Regions from separate parts of the Homo sapiens genome. Here region 2 is linked to region 1. A link is an interaction called in ENCODE POLR2A ChIA-PET data of the cell type or tissue named here. Cell type or tissue: PC-9. All regions are shown on one strand. Each heading gives the region's core, and the rest is flanking DNA. Links, peaks and the distances in the headings are about the cores only.

Region 1 (6,373 bases), core at 1,155-5,154:
AGAAAAAGCACAATGAAGCATAATGTCTGGATAATGGCTACAACAACCATCCCTGAGAACTGCCTGGTAATATCAGGGTGATAGGATGGCTTCCACTCTCCTAAAACAGCCAGCAGTTCTTGTATTTCTAACTAGAAGGCAGAAAAAAAGAGACAATCTACATTAATCATGATTTGGGGATTATTACCAAAGTGAAAAGAATCTCATTTCCAATCAACTTAGAAAGCTTATCCTACTCCATTAAGTGAAAGAAAGAAATATCTCTTTCTAAAATAAAGCATGTATCCACTTTGCCTTGGCATAGGACAGGACACACTGGGCCCAAAATAGCTCCAGTCCTTCCACAAGTGCTGATAGCAACAATGGGTCACCCAGAGCCATTTTCTATCATGAAGGATGGCAGGACCAACTGGTTTGACCACTTTTGCCCCGTATCATCACACCTATACTTGCAATTCTGGCAAATCTGCTATAGTTTATACTTGAATATCTGAGGCTCTAGTTGTTCCCTGAGTGCCTATTTCCATAAAATGACTAAAATCTCCAGATAAGCAGATCCTTTTTCACAACAATATCCACTAAAGCGGTGGTTCTCAAATGTTAGCATGCATCAGAGTTAGCTGGAAGGCTTGCTAAAACCCAGACTGCTGGGCCCATCTCTCAGAGTTTCTGATTCAGCAGGTCTGGAATAGGACTCAAGAACTTACATTTCTAACAAATTCTCAGGTAATACTGAGGGGCTGCTGGTTCAGGGACCACACTTAGAGAACCAAGTGAAGTTTCTGTCAAACCACACTGGATAGGAACAGCACAGCTGCAAATGTACACAGCAGTCTATACACTCAGATGTCTCAAGCCTGACACTGGAGAAGTTTTGAGTAGAATCAAAACAGAATCACCATTAGTACAAACCAATCACCAATTACATTTGTGGGAAAGGTTTTTGGTTTAAGCTTCATCTCTGATCATCAATGGGGGAAAAACAAAACAAAGCAATTGTTTGGTGACATATTCAACTGCTTAGTTATTATACTTGCCATCTTAGTTAAGCCCTGTCTTCACAAATGGGTACCCAATATTCTCATCTTCTACCCACTTCTCAAAAGAGGAAACTAAAGTATGCTAACAAATTAAGTGAAATTTGAGATTATGCCATATTAGAAATATTCATTAACATACAAATAGTATGTGAGTGCTTAGAATGTTTAAGGTTTAAAATACATTCTCTTATACAACCTGAACTTAAGGCAAAGTTAGAACTCTTAAAGCAACAAGTACTGGGGGATCACCTCAAGGGGATGATCAGCCCTAATACTTACCTTTTGGAAAATCATATTTACCTGTTCTGGTTTTCTGCTGATAAGAATACTTAGCACCTTGCTGAAGAAACTGGCAAGTAGTGGATTCAAAGGGGAATCGTTTAGGAGGAAGCTATATAATTTCATTAGCAAGGATTCATCTTCTCCCAGTCTATCATTCATCTGGGAGACATCAGAAGTGAGCAACTCACAAGATATATTTGGATACCTAGAAGAACAGGATATTTACATCATCATCTTTATTAACAGTTTAATTACATAAAGATAAACACAAATCAGAAAGGCTTCCCAAGATTTTGTGAAAAAAATAAAATCGTTTACTGGAAATCAGGAAATCATTTCAATCCATTCTGTTCAACCTACCTCCAGACTAAAATAAATTTTCTACTATCTAAAAAATTGTTTTTAAACCAAGCTTTAACAAGAATACATTTTCCCTGAAGAAACTAGAGCGCACCTAGTACTCAGAAGCCCAGAGAGGTCATGCTGCAGGGCCCGGGCCTTCTCCACGATCAGCGAGGAAAGCGGCTGGACGTACGAGCCATCAGGCTACAGCCTCCTCTGGCATGGGAAGCAGCAAAGCTTGCGGACAACTGTGGAGGACACTGGTTTCCAGGAAACTGCACTGCATGCAGCACCTTGTAATGACTTAAGGCACTCTGTAGGGACCTGGACCAGCCTTTATCTTTAGATGGGTTGTAAATGGTACTAAGTCTATATTACATCTTAAGAGAGTAAGCATCCTACTATAATGAAGGGGGGAACAGGACATCAGCCTGGGCTACCAAGGCAGGAAGCAGTATACAAAAAAAATGTTGTCCTAGCTATTTAGGAGGCTGAGATTAGAGGATCACTTGAGCCCACAAGTTTGAGGCTACAAAGAGCTATGACTGTTGCACTCCAGCCTGGGCAAGAGTGAGACCTTGTGTCAAAACCAAAACAAAACAAAACTAGTGCTCTCCACATCAGCCTTCCAGTATCTGGATATCAGCACAGACACAAAGTCAGCCCACCATGAGTCTTCACCATGCTGTCTCTCCTGTAGAAGGCCCACGGCTAAGAACATGACACCTGCTCTATATGGACCCACACAGGCTCTTCTACAGACCCCATGGCTTTAGAAATGCTTGCCTCTGACAACCAGACCACTGACCCTCTGCAAACAGGCAGCAGGTCCATTTCCTCCACTTACTCCTACTATGACAATCTCGTGTCTGTTTTCACTAGCAACAACAGAGACGTTGAGCCTATCCAGACGATACTCTAGCTGACCCAGAATTACTCTGCTCTTACACTCCTCCCTGCTGGACAGCCAGGACCCAGCGCCCCAACAAGTCATCAGGAGTGGCAAGCTCAAAAGCTGAGCAAGACAGAGAGATGGCAAAATAGCCAAACGTGGCTGCATGACAAAAGAAACCAGGGAAGACTGGGGCAGGAGGGACACGTATACGACACACCTGGGGCATCCAAGGCAAGCAAGTGCTGCCTGCAGCAAGACCCTGGCACAAAAAGACCACTGGTGACGAACCAGAAAGCCACGGCACTTGACAGGCTCTGGTGTGAGGCCTAAAGACAGAAGAGTATGAGAAGGTCCCAAAATGAGTCTTTGTATAAAGAAAACAGAAAAGGAAAAAAAAAAAAACAGACCTGGCAGATGTATGGGTCTTTGGGAAGTAAAGTCTCCTCCCTCAATTTACGTAGCATGGGCTTCAAGATGCCAGAATATAAACCCCTGTAAAGTACCCATTATCCCAGGAGTGGGCTGATGCAGCGGTTACAGGTGCAGCTACTAGAGTCACACTAGCTAAGTTCAAAACCGGCCTCTACCACTTACATGCTGTATAACCTTGGACAAGTTACTTAACCTCTCTGGGCCTCAGTTTCCAAGTTAGTAAGATTAAGACAATAGTCCTTATCTTATGGAGGAGGGGAGTAAAAAAGGCTGGGAAGAGGGCCTGGCATAAAGTAAATAAGTGTTTAATAAATGACAGCTGTTTTCATTCCTCTTTATTTTCACTATAAAATGGCAGAATGCTGCTAGAGTGGGTTGGGGAGATGCACTCACTCAACTGTCTTAATGTGGAAACTGCTGACAAACAGAAGATCAGTAAAAGGCAAGCGGACTCCTGGCTGTGAATCAAATGCATGAGTGTTTTCTCCAAACTCTGACAGAGAAAGTCCAGATGAGCAACTTTAAAATTTGTTCACTTTTTCTAGGTGACTGGGTGGTATGACCTAACTCAAGAAGCATGCATAATGTTAGCCATTACACAAAAAGCTCAGAGTTCTGGTTCCAGACAGGCTGGGGCTACTCTCCTTCCCTCCCTCCTTAACATTCAAGAAGCTTCTCAAGGCCGAGCGCGGTGGCGCACACCAATAGTCCCAGCACTTTGGGAGGCCAAGATGGATGGATCACCAGAGGTCAGGAGTTCATGACCAGCCTGGCCAATGTGGCAAAACCCCATCTCTACTAAAAACACAAAAATTAGCCAGGTGTGGTGGCACACACCTGTAGTCTCAGCTATTCAGGAGGCTGAGGCACAGGAATCACTTGAACCTGGGAGGCAGAGGTTGCAGCCAGCTGTGACTGCGCCACTGCACTCCAGCCTGGATGACAGAGCAAGACTCTGTCTTAAAAAAAAAAAAAAAAAAAAAACAGCAGCTTCTCAAGCACCCAAAGATGCCTCCACTCCACCCTCGGCAAGACCCCTCCTCCTCCATAGGCTCTGACCTCGCTTCCTTTGCCTGAGAACACAGAGAAGGCAATCAGAAGGGAACCCAGCCCTATCACATCCCCACCTACAGCTGGGCACTTCCTCCTCGCTCCAGGGGAGTGGCCCTTGCTCCTGAGGTCATCTCCTGCATGTATGCTCTGGACCACATGCCCCCACCCCCGCCCACTCCAGCACAATGCATCACTCGGCGGCCTGCTCCCTCACACTGGCTGTGTTTCCTCTGTGCTGCAACGTTCTCACAGGTCATCACTTCCATTTAGGAAAAAACAAAACCCCACACCACCCCTGACTCCAAATCTGCCTCGACCTACCACTTCCTCTCTGCTCCTGTTACAAGAAATCACTTCAAAGAGTTGTCTCTGCTTGCCTCCAGGCTTTCACCTGGGCCCCTCCAAAGAACCTGTACTGATGGGGCCCATGATCTCCATGTTACAAACTGAGTGGTTTCTTATGAGCAGTACCGCTAACCCACTGTCCCCCCTCCTTCCTGAAGCCAGACTTCCCTTGGTTTCCAGGGTAGCAGCCCCCAGGTTCTCCTCTTGCATCCAATCACTCCTCCATCCCTCAGTGGAACCCAGGCCAGCCCACACTACCCATCTCCAGTTTCAGAAGCTTTCTTCTAGCTCCATCAGCTCTGCAGGCGATCTCATTCAGCCTTGTGGCTTTACATGTCCTCTGTCCACCTACCACTAGGCCTCATCTCCACCTCATGTCTAACAGGCATTTCAAATGTGACAGGGCCAGACCCAAACTCCTGCCCTTTCCCTCTGCAATCTTATTTCACTGCCATAAAGCCACTCCATCCTCTTAACTGCCCAGGCCAAAATCCTCATAGTCACTCTTGACACTTTATCTCCCATTCCATACCTAGAGGAAACCCCTTCAGTTCTAACTTCATCTAGTGCCTCTGGAAATCTGACCGCTTCTCAACAATCAGGTCCACTAAGATCTTGTTTTTCTCTGCTGATCACTGCAGCCAACTGTACTTCCACTTCTGTCCTCCTACAGTCCCTAACCACAGAGCAGGCAGAGCACTCCTAAGGAACAAAGTCAGACTATGGCACAGGTTGCAGGAAGTCAGGGACCCCAAACAGAGGGACCAGCTGAAGCCATGGCAGAAGAACGTAGATTGTGAAGATTTCATAGACATTTATTAGTTCCCCAAATTAATACTTTTGTGATTTCTTATGTCTGTCTTTACTGCAATCTCTAAATATAAATTGTAAAGATTTCATGGACACTTATCACCTCCCCAAATCAATACCCTTGTGCTTTCCTATGCCTGTCTTTACTTTAATCTCTTAATCCTGTCAGTTGAGGAGGATGTATGTCACTTCAGGACCATGTGATAATTGCCTTAACTGCACAAATTGTACAGCATGTGTGTTTGAGCAATATGAAATCTGAGCATCTTAAAAAAAGAACAGGATAGCAGCGATGTTCAGGGAACAAGACAGATAACCTTAAACTCTGACCGCAGGTGAGCCAGGCGGAACAGAGCCATATTTCTCTTCTTTCAAAAGCAAATGGGAGAAATATCGCTCAATTCTTTTTCTCAGCATGGAACATCCCTGAGAAAGAGAATGCGCACCTGGGGGTAGGTCTCTAAACTGGCCCCCCTGGGTGTGGTCATCTCTTATGGTCAGTGCAGAGGTGAGACAGACTCCAGTCTCCCATAATGCTCCCAGGCTTATTAGGAAGAGGAACTTCCCGCCTAACAAATTTTGGTCAGACGGGTTGATCTCAAAACCCTGTCTCCTGATAAGATGTTATCAATGACAATGGTGCCCAAAACTTCATTAGCAATTTTAATTTTGCCCCGGTCCTGTGATCTCGCCCTGCCTCCACTTGCCTTGTGATATTCTATTACCCTGTTAAGTACTTGATGTCTGTCACCCACACCTATTTGCACACTCCCTCCCCTTTTGAAAACTTCTAATAAAAACTTGCTGGTTTTTGTGGCTTGTGGGGCATCACGGAACCTACTGACATGTGATGTCTCCCCCGGACGCCCAGCTTTTAAAATCTCTCTTCTGAACTCTGTCCCTTTATTTCTCAAGCCGACTGACGCTTAGGGAAAACAGAAAAGAACCTATGTGAATATCGGGGCAGATTCCCCAACATGCACACATTTGCTCAAAACCCTCTGGTGGCTTCCCATCTCATCCCAAGTATAGCAAGCATCCTGGCTGAGCCTACCAGGCCTTGCATGGCCTGTCTCCAGAGGTGCTCCACCTTCACTCCAACCCTCCCTCCTTCCATTTTCCCTCATTCACAATGCTGCCCCTTCTCTGGCTGCCCAGATGTTCTTGGGGCACA
Region 2 (4,846 bases), core at 1-4,000, 240 kb after region 1:
AACATTCCTGTTCCAAAAGGGAGAAATCTGTCAAAAGAAAGGGGCTATAGGCCCCAAGCAAGTCCAAAACCCAGCAGAGCAATCATTCAATCTTAAAGCTCCAAAATAACCTCCTTAAACTCCATGTCCCATAGCCAGGGCACACTGGTGCAAGGGGCAGGCTCCCAAGGCCTTGGGCAGCTCTATTCCTGCGGCTTTGCAGAATTCAGTCCCCATGGCTGCTCTTACAGATTGGAGATGAGGGCCTGCGGCTTTTCCAGGTGCAGGGTGCAAGCTGCTGGTGATCTACCATTCTGGGGTGTGGATGGTGGCGGCCCCGTCCCGCAGCTCCACTAGGCATTGTCCCAGTGGGGACTCTATGTGGGGCCTCCAACCCCACATTTCCCCTCCAATGGGAAGGCTCTGCCCCTGCAGCAGCCTTCTTCCTGGGCTCCCAGGCTTTCTCATACATCCTCTGACATCTAGGTGGATGGTGTCAAGCTTCCTTCACTCTTGCACTCTGCACACCTACAGGCTTAACACCACATGGAAGCTGCCAAGGTGTATGGCTGGAACCCTCTGAAGCAGCAGCCTGAGCTGTGACTATGGCCCTTTGAGCCAAGGCTGGAGCTGGAACAGTCTAGATGCAGGCAGGGAGCAGTGTCCTGAGGCTGTGCAGAGCAGCAGGGCCCTGTGCCTGGACAATGAAACCATTCTTTCCTCCTCATCCTCTGGGCCTGTGATGGGAGGGTTGTGGAAGATCTCTGAAATGCCTTTGAGGCCTTTTTGCCTCTGAGGCCTATTTCCTATTGTCTCAGTTATTGGCAGTCGGCTCCTTTTTAGTTATGCAAATCCTCTAGCAAGAGGTTACTCCACTGCCGGCTTGAACTCCTCTCCTGAAAAAGCTTTTTCTTTCTTTGTCACATGGCCAGGCTGCAAATTTTCCAAACTTTTATGCTCTGTTTTACCTTTAAATATAACTTCTAACTTTAATTCATTTATTTGCTCCTGCATTTGAGCATAGGGAATTCAAAGAAGCTGGGCCACATCTTGAATGCTTTGCTGCTTCAAAATTTATGGCCACGCTTGGTGGCTCACACCTGTAATCCCAGCACTTTGGGAGGCCTAGGTGGGCAGATCACGAGATCAGGAGATCGAGACCATCCTGGTCAACATGGTGAAACCCATCTCTACTAAAAATACAAAAAAATTAGCTTGGTGTGGTGGCGCAGACCTGTAGTCCCAGCTACTGGAGAGGCTGAGGCAGGAGAATTACTTGAACCTGGGAGGCAGAGGTTGCAGTGAGCCCAGATCATGCCACTGCACTCCAGCCTGGTGACAGAATAAGATTTGATCTCGAAAGGAAGGAAGGAAGGAGGAAGGGAAGAAATGTCTTCCCCCAGATGTCCTGGGTCATCCCTCTTATGTTCAAACTTCAACAGATCCCTAGGGCATGAAAATAATACAGCCAAATTATTTGCTAAGGCATAACGAAAGTGACCTTTGCTCCAGTTCCCAATAAGTTCCTCATTTCCATCTGAGACTCATCACCCTGGCCTTGGCTTGTCCATATCACTGTCAGCATTTTGGTCACAATCATTTAACCAGCTAATCGGGAGGCTGAGGCAAGAGGATCACTTGAACCCAGGAGGTTGAGGCTGCAGTGAGCTGTGATCACATCACTGCAGTCCAGCTTGGGCAACAGAGCAAGATCCTGTCTCAATAAATAAATAAATAAATACATAAATAACTTAAGTTTATTTAAAGCTGCATCTTTGCCACCATGGAGAAAGGCCAGGCCAGCTCCTTCTCTCTTTCTGCACGTGTTCCTCCCACCTCAGCTGCCTCCGCTCCTCAAGGAGGAACAGAGGGAGTAGGAAAGGCCATCCCAGGAGGCCCAGCACCCCATGACCTGGCTCTGGGGCCTTGTGGGTTTATGGATTCCCAGTGCTGAGTCATCCCTCACAGGCTCTTGTGGGCACCTTGGACATTGCTCAGAAGCATCTGGTCCCCGGGAACACACCTTTTCCTGATCATCTGGGAAGGGCAGCTTGTGCCAGCGAGGCCACCTGTTCAGCGCCACGGCCCGCCAGACAGCTGCAGCCACAGCCTTGCCTTTGATCAGAGCAAACACCAGACATGTGTGTCATGCCCCCAACCCATCTCCAGGGGACACATGTCCTTTCTTGCCAGGCCTGAGATGAACAAGAGAGGGACAAGTCCCCAAGCCTCTCTCTCCTTCCCGCCTCACCCACTCCGCTGTTAGATTCTCAAGGTGGATGGTGGGCTAACTAGGGCAACCGACCATCCTGGTTTACCTAGAACTGAGGGGGCATTTTCAGGAATAAAACTGCAAAAGTCTGGAGCAAACAGGAGCAAGTTGGTCACTCTGGGGCTGGTGGAGTCAGGTTTCCTTCTGCAGGCCCCCTCCCCGCAAGCATGGGTGGAACCCAGGACAGGAACACAGAGCAGGCCCCAGGACCGGGCTTGTCACTTACAAGTCTTTTTTTTTTTTTTTTTTTTTTGAGATGGAGTCTTGCTCTGTCATCAGGGCTGGAGTACAGTGGTGCCATCTTAGCTCACTGCAACCTCTGCCTTCTGGGTTCAAGTGATCCCCCTGCCTCAGCCTCCTGAGTAGCTGGGACTACAGGTGGCACCACCACGCCCAGCTAATTTTTTGTATTTCTAGTAGAGATGAGATGGCCAGGCTGGTCTTGAACTCCTGACCTCAAGTGATCTGCCCGCCTTGGCCTCCCAAAGTGCTGGGATTACAGGCGTGAGCCACTGTGCCTGGCCCCACTCACAAGTCTTAAACCATGCCTCAGCACATCAATGCCATTTACAAAAAGGTAGAGGGATTTTTCCAGGCAAAAATAGATGAAAGACATAGGCTGATTGATCATGTCCTGCTTAAAAATAGATCTGATGCTATTAAGAATTGTGGGCTGGGAGCGGTGGCTCACGCCTGTAATCCCAGCACTTTGGGAGGCCGAGGCAGGCGGATCACGAGGTCAGGAGATCGAGACCATCCTGGCTAACACAGTGAAGCCCCGTCTCTACTAAAAAATACAAAAAAAATTAGCCAGGCATGGTGGCGGGCGCCTGTAGTCCCAGCTACTCGGGAGGCTGAGGCAGGAGAAGAATGGTGTGAACCTGGGAGGTGGAGCTTGCAGTGAGCCGAGATCACACCACTGCACTCCAGCCTGGGCGACAGAGTGAAACTCCATCTCAAAAAAAAAATAAATAAATAAATAAGAATTGTTAGTATTTTGCAGGTGTGACAAATGATTCTGTTTCTGTGGCAGAATGTTCTCAGGAGATCTCTTTTGAACTCTCATGGAAAGCATCATGCTGTTGGCAACATCACATTTATTTTTATTTATTTATTATTTTTTAGAGACAGGGTCTTGCTCTGTTGCCCAGGCTGGAGTGCAGTGGCACAATCACAGCTCACTGCAGCCTCAACCTCCTGGGCTCAAGCAATCCTCCTGCCTCAGCCTCCCAAAGTAGCTGGGACCACAGGCGTGAGCCACTGCACTCAGCCCAATGTACCTTCAATATTTACATTTCTGGCAAAGGTAGCAAAACCTTAACAAATTTTGAATCTAGATAATAAAATTATGAGGCTGGGTGCAGTGGCCCTGACAGGGATGGCTCACATCTGTAATCTCAACATTTTGGGAGGCCAAGGTAGGCGGATCACCTGAGGCCAGGAGTTTGAGACCAGCCTGGCCAACATGGTGTAACCCTGTCTCTAACAAAAATACAAAAAAATTAGCCAGACGTGGTGGTGCACGTCTGTCATCCCAGCTACTAGGGAGGCTGAGGCAGGAGAATTGCTTGAACCCGAGAGGCAGAGGTTGTGATGAGCCGAGATCGCGTCATTGCACTCCAGCCTGGGCAAAAGCAAGAGCGAAACTCTCTCTCAAAAAAATAAAAAAAAAATAAATTAATGAATTAATTAAAATAAAATAAAATAATGGATAGTCACTGTAAAGAAAAAATAAATGTATATATCAGCCAACAAGTGATGGAATAGAGCACCCCATCTCCCTGGCTGGACAGATACATCCCACAACACCTGGAAGGCGGCTCCATGTAGAACTTTCTGGACTGCTTGAGGTGCTGTGCTGGAGCACGGTGACAGAGGAGCTGGACCATGGACCTCCCCCGGCCCCCACCAAGGGCGAGGTCCCCCTGTGGTGGGTCTGAGGGAGGCATCCGTATGGCCTCTGCGGCTTGGGCAGGGAATTTGGGGTCCAAGTACTTGGTGCAAAGCCTGGAAAGAGGGTTTGGGTGCTGAGGGCATATCCCCTGGGCCACATGGGGGCAGAAGTGGGGCCCCCTGAAGCTTGGAGTCCTGGGCAGGGGCATCTATTTTGCTGTCTGAGGCCTTCAGTACTTGAAGCAAAATGGAGGCAGAATGTCCCACCTTAATGCCCCTGATTCCTCCAAACCAATTCCAGAGACAGCAAGGGCCAGAACAGGGATGGCCCTGCCCAGGGTCATGCAGCGAGGAAGTGGCCAGGCTGGGATCTGAACCCAGGCTAATCCCCTCCCTTGTCCTCCTCCAGGCCCTCACCCCTGCATAGAGCCCTCCAGCTCACTCATCCTCGGCCAGCTCCATCTCCTCAGCTTGTAAACGCCACGGGATTCTCCCTTCTTAAAAACAAAGGCCTGGCCAGGCACGGTGGCTCATGCCTGTACTTTGGGGTGGCTCCCAGCACTTTGGGAGGCCAAGGTGGGCGGATCATGAGGTCAAGAGATTGAGACCATCCTGGCCAGCATGGTGAAACCCTGTATCTACTGAAAAAAAAAAAATTAACTGGGCATGGTGGCTAGCTACTTAGGAGGCTGAGGCAGGAGA

The links. ChIA-PET counts read pairs that join two places held together with the same protein. Peaks named below come from ENCODE experiments on the same cell type or tissue, not always from the same donor. Only the 100,000 strongest peaks of a DNase experiment are listed, where the experiment ranks them.
Region 2: POLR2A ChIA-PET joins it to region 1 with 5 read pairs; 1 of 35 experiments calls an interaction of 5 or more read pairs at or near these places.

Annotation. Positions count from the first base shown.
Region 1 is chr11:68,539,992-68,546,364 of GRCh38, reverse strand. It overlaps PPP6R3 (protein phosphatase 6 regulatory subunit 3), which reads right to left. Exons shown (of 24, transcript NM_001164161.2): 4 at 1,341-1,527. Among named protein-coding and RNA genes, the nearest start is that of PPP6R3, 82 kb to the right of the region's middle. RefSeq lists enhancers at 2,114-2,614, 2,615-3,115, 5,376-6,081. In PC-9, for the core only: no CTCF peak of the experiment used is centred there; a DNase peak (open chromatin) is centred at 3,534.
Region 2 is chr11:68,300,004-68,304,849 of GRCh38, reverse strand. It overlaps a transcript of LRP5 not described here. Among named protein-coding and RNA genes, the nearest start is that of LRP5, 10 kb to the left of the region's middle. RefSeq lists an enhancer at 3,865-4,612. In PC-9, for the core only: no CTCF peak of the experiment used is centred there; a DNase peak (open chromatin) is centred at 1,959; H3K27ac peaks cover 1,222 bases.